Linked DNA regions of Mus musculus: regions 1 and 3 are each linked to region 2. The links are chromatin loops, found by intact Hi-C in ENCODE. Cell type or tissue: heart. All regions are shown on one strand.

Region 1 (2,500 bases), 230 kb after region 2:
ATTACCACTTTCCTCCTGGAAGGAGCTTGGTCATTTGATTTGAAGTGGATGCTGGGATACCCTTCCCCACTTGCTTACCTAAAAAAGACTGAGTTGAAAATCTTCCTCAGCCTCAAGCTGGGATCATCATGAGGTTACCACAGAGCAAAGCAACTGGACCAAGTGACCTTGGACAGAAACTCAGGGTGTCTGAGCCAAAACAGACCTTTGAGCTGACTTCTGTGGTTTGTTTGTTTTTCCTCAGAGCAATGGGTCTCTTAGTGTGCTATGTTTTCTGTTATTTCATTGCATGGTATTTGGAACAGCTCTGTAAAAACTTATATTTTATTTATTGTGTTTCTGTGGGGTGTGTGTGTGTGTGTGCATGTGTGTCATTGTGCACACGTGGAACTCAGACGACAACTTGTGTGAGATAGTGTTCCCCTTTGCTGTGCAGGGACTAGGAATTGAACTCCGGTTGTCTGGCTTGGTGGCAACTGCCTTCATCCACTAAGCCATCTCGGTGGCCCAAGTTTGGTCTATGTTGTGATTATAAAAAGATAAAGAGATATGATTATGTTCTATGGGGGTGTGGCGAGGGATGGGGGGAGGGGGTGCCTCAGTGGGCCCATGCCAAGCCATCCCTTCCCCCTGAGGGACCAGCCACATGATGGTATAGTATAGAATAGAGTTATTCAGGGCTTGGGGAGGGGAATTAAAAGAGTAGTAGAGGCAGAGAAAGGCAGAGAGAGTGAGAGAGTAGAGAAGTAGAGGCCAGCCATGACTACATGAAGAGGGGGAGGGGCGGGAGTGAGGAGAGAGGGGGAGCAAGGGGCAAAAGGCAAGAGTATAAGATTAAGGGGGGGGGGGCAAACAGCCCCTTCTATAGTGGGCCAGGCCTACCTGGCTGTTGCCAGGTAACTGTGGGGGTAGAGTCCAGACAGAATACAGCCTATGTGTGTGTGGTACACACAGAACCACAACTCCACCCACCCACATTTAAAAAATGTCTTATGTATTTTAAAAACTTAAACTTTACACATAGGAATGTTTTGCCTTTGTGTGTGTACACCACATTCATGCCCAGTTCCAGCAGAGATCAAAAGAGAGTCTAGAACTGGGGTTAAAGATGGCTGTGAGCCAACATGTAGGTGCATGGAATGGAACCCTGGTCCTCTGATGAAACGTGTGCATTTAACCACTGAGCCATCTCTCCAGCTCCCTAGCATGGTATCGTGAACACGTTCCCTCACGTTGTTAACACACATGCATGATCTGTTCTTTACGAAGTGCCAACATTTTGTGATATGGACGTGCCACGTCTGATGCGCCCCTCACGGGCATGTGGTCTTCCCCTCACTTCTGAGCAACGCTGCTGTAGTGTGAGTGCTGGAGCAGTGAGCTTTCCCGCTGACATGCTCTTTCATTTCCCTTGGCTGTGTTCCCAGCAGGGGAGCTGCTGAGTCACTCCTGACTCCAGCTTCTGAAGGACATTCAGCCTGCCTGCCTTAGTCTCTACCAGCTACACCACTCTGTCAGTGATGTGGGCTGCTCAGTTTCTTCTGCTCCGCCACTTGTTATTGTTTCTGTTTTTACTCATAATGCTGGATTACTTCAAGCCAGTAAACAACCGCAAATAGAGGCCCTTCTTCTACCTTTGCATGCTAGTGTTTGGCCAAACTGTAGTACAAAGGAGGCACTCACTAAATGAAAACACACAGGCTCTCTCTCTACACACCCACACACACCCGCACACATGGTACACATACACATGTCCATATTTTTTGTGGTGCTGAGGATTCAACCCAGGGCCTCACGCTAAGCAATCACTCACCAAGAACTATACCCCAGTCCCCAGGATTTGTAAATCCCAGCCCTTCTCATTTGTACACTGCCTTCAGAATGCAGTGAGGAGCTGAGAGGCTCACAGTGACCTGGCAAAAAGCAGGGAATCAGAATCTCATTGCAGACCAGAGAAAAGTGAGAGCAAGGAAGGCCAGAGATTAAGGAAGAATGGAAACCCCATTCCCATAATGCCCCTCTCTTTACTGAGACAATGGTGCTTAGTAAGTCTTCTAAATGTCTCATTAGTTAATTAATGTTCAGAAAAGAATGTTAAGAAGTTTCAAAATAGCTTAGTTTAAAAAATGAAAAGTCAGCATGCTACTCCCTAGACACTGAAGGGACTAAGCTCCTTGGTGGCTTGGAGCCTCCAAATCGTAGTCCCAGCAGGGTCCCCTGTCACAGGGGATGGGGCAGACACAAGGCAAGTCACTAGATTTCTAACTTCGCAAACTAATTTTCAGGCTTTGAAGTAGAACTGGCAGACAATTAAACACCTGGGTTAGACAATGCAGGACATTTTAAAGAGCACCAGAAATTAGGTAAGGCCTTTAGGTAAGGACTGTTGATTTTTATGTATGCCTTATCTGAGAAACCGCAGAGAAGGAGGCCACTGGATGGTCAGCTCTGCATTCCAATGGAAACACTTACCTTCCTGCAGTGGGAAGTCTGAAAACAC
Region 2 (2,500 bases):
CAGCAAGTTAGGCGCCGGGAGCTCCGAGCCCAGAGGTGGGCTTCTCCAGGCACCAGCCTAAGTTGCGCGCCCGACGCGGGGTCGTGAGGGAATGGGACTGGCTTCGGAAAGGGCCCTGGCCCGCCACTCCGGAACCGGGACCCGTCCCGTGCATGCCGCCGTTTCGCCTCCTCCCGGCACCCCCGATCCAGGGTCCCCCGGACGCCGGACTCCCGGCTGCGCTGGCCCAGGCCGCCGAAACCGGCCTCGCGCGCGCGGCCCGCCAGTCCCGCCTCTCAGCCCACGGAACCGGAACCGGGCTCGGACCCAGCCTCGCGCCCCGGAGCGCCGCTCCCAGCCGGGACCGGGACCCGAAGCCCGCCCCGGGAGCAGGGCGGGACTCACCTTCGTACTGCAGGTCCACCAGGACCAGCAGGAACGGGAACACCGCGCCCAGCCGGCTGCCCACCGAGCCGGGGGCCACCATGTCCAAGGGCGCCTGAGCCGAAGAGCAGGAAGGTGCGCGGCCCAGCAGCCCGCGCGGCCAACAGCCCGCAGCGAAGCGCCCCGTCCACTCGCTCGCTCGCTCGGTCAGCGCTCGGGCCTCAGCGGCGGCTGGCGCCCGGCGGCGGAAAACAGCGGTAGGCGGGGCCCGCGGAGCCACGCCCCGGGCGCCGCCGCCGCCCAATCGCCTTCCTTCTGGCCACAGAGCGGCCCAGCTCGCCCGGGTCGTGGTTGGCGCTGATTGGTTGTGGGGGCTGGCGCCCCGCCCCGCCTCTGATAGGATAACGTGGAAGCACAAGACGAGGCTGCGTCCGCTGGTCGTGGAGCTGTCAGCGGGCTCCAAACCGCCGCCGAGCGCCGAGGAGGAAGAGGCTGGGGAGGCCGGGCTGCGGCCGCCGAGTCCGCATGCGCGGGCCCTAGAGCCCTTCTGGGCCGGCCTCGCGGGCTGGCTTGGCAGGGGCGGCGGGTTCCTGGAGCGAGCCCAGATTCCTTCGGGTAGTGTTGGGGGATAAGGCGCCGCCGCCTGGGCTGGTAAGGCCAGAGAGTCTCAGGAAGTCTCCAGGGACGTCCGAGAGAGATGACTGGACTTCTTGAATGAAATGGGGGAAGAAACCCAAATAGCCACTCCGTGGGTGAAAAGGGGAAAAAAAAAGTTTATTCCAAACTGCGAAGGCTGTCTCTCGGGAAAGCAGAGAGAAGCGCTGCGCGGGCTGGGGTGATGGTGGGGATTTATCTTCTGGGTTATATGGGACCTTGACGGGCTAATAGACCCCACTGTCATAAGTTAATGGAAGAGCCAAATGTCCCTTTTCCCAGAGATAGGAGAATAACTCCACTTAGCAAGTAGGAACTATCTTCACCACCACCACCACCCCGAGGGAATGCTGGCTTTTGTCTAGATGCCCTACCTGGGGGAAAGGAATTTCTTGGGGGACCTGACACTATTGAGGTCTGCTAGTGGATCAGAGATGCAAGAGCCATTCTACCAAGTCTCACAGTTGGTCTGGGTGGCTCTCTTAAAATCCGCAGTCCTCTCAGTCTCGCCAAAGAAACTTCCAGAATCACTTTTTTTTTTAGGTTGGCTTAATGGTTTCTGGGGCTATTTCCTGCCCTAGACTAAGTATCTATTGATGCATCCTTAAAATGCTTCCAGTGCCTTTAGCTCACCCTACATAACAAAGTCCCTACCCATTACTTGCTCAGTCTTCAGTATTAGCCCTCTGCTTTCCCAAGCAATGACCTTAGTTTGGAATAAACTTTTCTCTTATACACCCACCAAGTGTCTATTTGGGTTTCTTTACTGTGCCTATTTCATTCAAAGACATAAGAACTTGGACAAGATTGTCGTTAAATTAATCAGGTAGGTTACGCCCATAGCTGCTCTGTTTGAACAGACACTATATGGCAGCAACGTTTTACACATCGCTAAATAACGTGGGTTTGTTATTCAAAGCTTTTGATACCTTAGTGTTACTTCATGCTTACAAGGACTTACACATTATGATGACTTTTGAATGAAAAAAAGGACGTGGCTGCTCTTAGGTATGGTGTAGGTAAAAGGGAGATAGAGACATCTGGGAGAGTGGACATGGCCCTGAGCTGTGTGAGAAAAGGGGGAAGGGAACCAGGTGCAGCAGCCAAGAGGGCAAAGGTTACCAAAAAGAAAAAGAAAGATGGCTGGCCAAAACGGCTGGGTTATATAGGGAAGCGCCTCTGGAGGAAGGGAAGCCCAGCCCCAAAGCTGGAGAATTCTGAGTAAAGGGCTGGACTTGCCTGCCATAGCTGCAACACATAGGGACTGAGGGATGTTGGGAGAACTTTGCTATGTTAAATAGGACCTCAGCCATTTGTCTCAAATTTGAAACCTAACATATTTGTGATTTCCTGAAGATACACTACAAAGGGTGAAAAAAGGAAGAAAGGTCTTGTTCTGTTCCAAAGAAATAGAATGTGCCGGGCATGGTGGTGCATGCCTTTAATCCCAGCACTCAGGAGGCAGAGGCAGAGGCAGGCGGAT
Region 3 (2,500 bases), 70 kb before region 2:
TTACATGTAAGTTTTAAAATACATTTAAATTTTATTAATTTGATTTGATTTAGAATAGTTTTAATTAATGTTAGAAATGCGTTGAATTTAACAAGATAATGAGAAAAAATATATATTGTAAATTTTCCTTTCCCATGAAGGAATATCATATTTGGAAAAAGAACGAAGTCAGTGGAGAAGAAGAAGATGGTATTCAGAATTTAAAGAATATTTTTAAGAGTTTATATAAAGGACCACAAAGAATGCCTCAGAGATATTTCAGTTCTGATCCTGGTGCTTTAGAGAGCACTTTCAGGGGCGCGCCTCTCTCCTTCACTGAAAGGCCTGGGTAAAGCAACCACATGGCAGAGTCCCAGAATGCACCAGTCCCTTCTCTTCTGAAAGCCTTGTATTGATCACACAGTGGCTCTGTGATATTTGCACCCTTACATCCTTATGCACTGCCTATTGTCACAGCCATAATGTCTGAAGGTGTTTTAGTTTACCTCTACATATTTCACAATGTGTATTCATAAGTCATCATTTAAAGGCCTCTGAATATAAGTTACCCTGTATTTGTCTCCATGTCCTTTGACTTAGGATTATGATGCTTTCTGTTCTGCGGAACACCGAAACTCCCGTGAAGTTCTGGTTTCTGAAGAATTACCTCTCGCCAACATTTAAAGTAAGCACATGGCTATTTTACAATGTGGCTAAAGCTTGATACTAATTTCTTTGTTACCATTGTAATCTCTGAAAACATTTCCCTTTTCAATGTGAGGTTTTTAAATGTGTATTTGCCAAATAGGGCATGGGAGTGGAAAACACATGGACTGAGATGACACAATACAGGATCCGTCCTAGCAGATGCTATCACTAATTAGAAAAACCATTCTCTGGATAAAAACCTTGCAGCACTTCATGGCAAAAGTAATGCCTCTTCAAAACGGGGTTTTCCTTTCTGGTTTGCTTTTTCTCTCTGTTTCTTCTTCGTACGGTGCTTTCGTGCATAACATAAACACTGGTGAGTGCGCAGGTGTAAGCCTGTAGCTTTGCTCTGTTCACAGTAGCCAGGCCCTCCCTCCAGCCAGAAGGTCATTGGCCTAACTACCTGTCTGTCTCAGTTCCTGAGGAGTCTGTTTGGGGAAGCAAGGCAGCAAGCAGTGGGCGTGAGCTGGAGCAGGAGGCTGAGCCACAAGCTTGAAGCAGTCTTTCAACACTCTCAAAGCCCGCCTCCAGTGACGTACTTCCTCCAACAGACACGTCTGCTGCCGCTCCCTCCCCTTCCTCCTTCACACACTCCCTTTCAGCTTGGGAACAAGTTTATTAGAATAGTATTTAAGCAGTTTTCAGTTTCTTTATAATGATTTATAGTAAGCTTCTTCTAAAATGTATTGTTTGATTTGTTATATGTGTCTAGGAGGTAATTCCTCACATGGCTAAGGAATATGGATTCCAGTATGAGCTTGTGCAGTATAAGTGGCCCCACTGGCTTCATCAACAGACTGACAAGCAGCGAATCATTTGGGGTTACAAAATCCTTTTCCTTGATGTCCTTTTCCCACTGGCTGTGGACAAAGTCATATTTGTTGATGCTGACCAGGTAACAAGAGCGATTACTTTTTACTAAAGCTTGCTTTGCATCTAACTGAACATGAACATGAGGATTTGCATTGCTCATTGATTGTCACTGTTAGTTTTTAGACATACACGACACGACATTTTTTATATCCACTAAGAACCTGGAGTTTAAAAACACACTAGCAGAGCGTGCGCAGACGGGAAAGTGTGACAAGAAGTACCGTCTGCGTACAACATGGCAGTTCCTATCTGAAACAGCCATTATTATTATTGTATAATTTGGCAAGTAAAACTAAGACATGTGTACATTATTCGTTATAAAAACAGTTCCATGCACCTGCGCGGGTACGCACGGGTTCCGCGCACCTGCGCGGGCACGCACGGGTTCCGCGCACCTGCGCGGGCACGCACGGGTTCCGCGCACCTGCGCGGGCACGCACGGGTTCCGCGCACCTGCGCGGGCACGCACGGGTTCCGCGCACCTGCGCGGGTATGCACAGGTTCCATGCACCTGCGTGGGTATGCACGGGTTCCGCGCACCTGCGCGGGTATGCACGGGTTTTCCTCTAGCTGCTGACTTGCTGGGAAGGTTAGCGGTGAGTGGTGAGTGTGGCCCTTCTCTCCTGCGTCCACCATCAACAGTGAAACCATCAAGTTTCCATCTGTCCATGACTTACTTAGGAAAGGCTCTAAATTTAGCTGGAGATAATGAAAAGCCACCTTCATTTCCAAATCTGTATGTATAGAATTATTAGCTCATTTCAGGATATTTGTCATCAGTAATCATGAAAATATTTGACAAGTGTACAGAATTTCTAATGCAGGAATACTTAAGTGTTCGTGTATATAAAGTGAATTCACAGGATATAAACGACATATCAAGGACAAAGGTGTATTTTCAGGTTTTATATTAGAATTTGCTGATAAGCATGGAGTGGAG

Evidence for each region. A loop is a pair of places that touch in the nucleus more often than their neighbours do. Peaks named below come from ENCODE experiments on the same cell type or tissue, not always from the same donor. Only the 100,000 strongest peaks of a DNase experiment are listed, where the experiment ranks them.
Region 1: a loop joins it to region 2, with 2.2 times the contacts of the local background. A loop is called at or near these places in 2 of 42 quality-filtered maps.
Region 3: it touches region 2 in a loop (8-fold over the local background); 4 of 42 quality-filtered maps call a loop at or near these places.

The regions. Positions count from the first base shown.
Region 1 is chr14:118,708,823-118,711,322 of GRCm38, reverse strand. No RefSeq gene overlaps it. Among named protein-coding and RNA genes, the nearest start is that of Abcc4, 3.9 kb to the right of the region's middle. In heart, a CTCF peak has its summit at 1,438; a DNase peak (open chromatin) is centred at 1,412; H3K27ac peaks cover 492 bases; H3K27me3 peaks cover 175 bases.
Region 2 is chr14:118,936,055-118,938,554 of GRCm38, reverse strand. It overlaps Dnajc3 (DnaJ heat shock protein family (Hsp40) member C3), which reads right to left and starts at 623. Exons shown (of 12, transcript NM_008929.3): 1 at 385-623. The coding sequence starts at 466. In heart, CTCF peaks have their summits at 790 and 992; a DNase peak (open chromatin) is centred at 854; H3K4me3 peaks cover 1,572 bases; H3K27ac peaks cover 1,459 bases.
Region 3 is chr14:119,006,227-119,008,726 of GRCm38, reverse strand. Uggt2 (UDP-glucose glycoprotein glucosyltransferase 2) reads left to right here. Exons shown (of 39, transcript NM_001081252.2): 33 at 580-664; 34 at 1,400-1,582. Among named protein-coding and RNA genes, the nearest start is that of Dnajc3, 70 kb to the right of the region's middle. In heart, no CTCF peak of the experiment used is centred here; a DNase peak (open chromatin) is centred at 1,086; H3K4me3 peaks cover 2,038 bases; H3K27ac peaks cover 1,885 bases.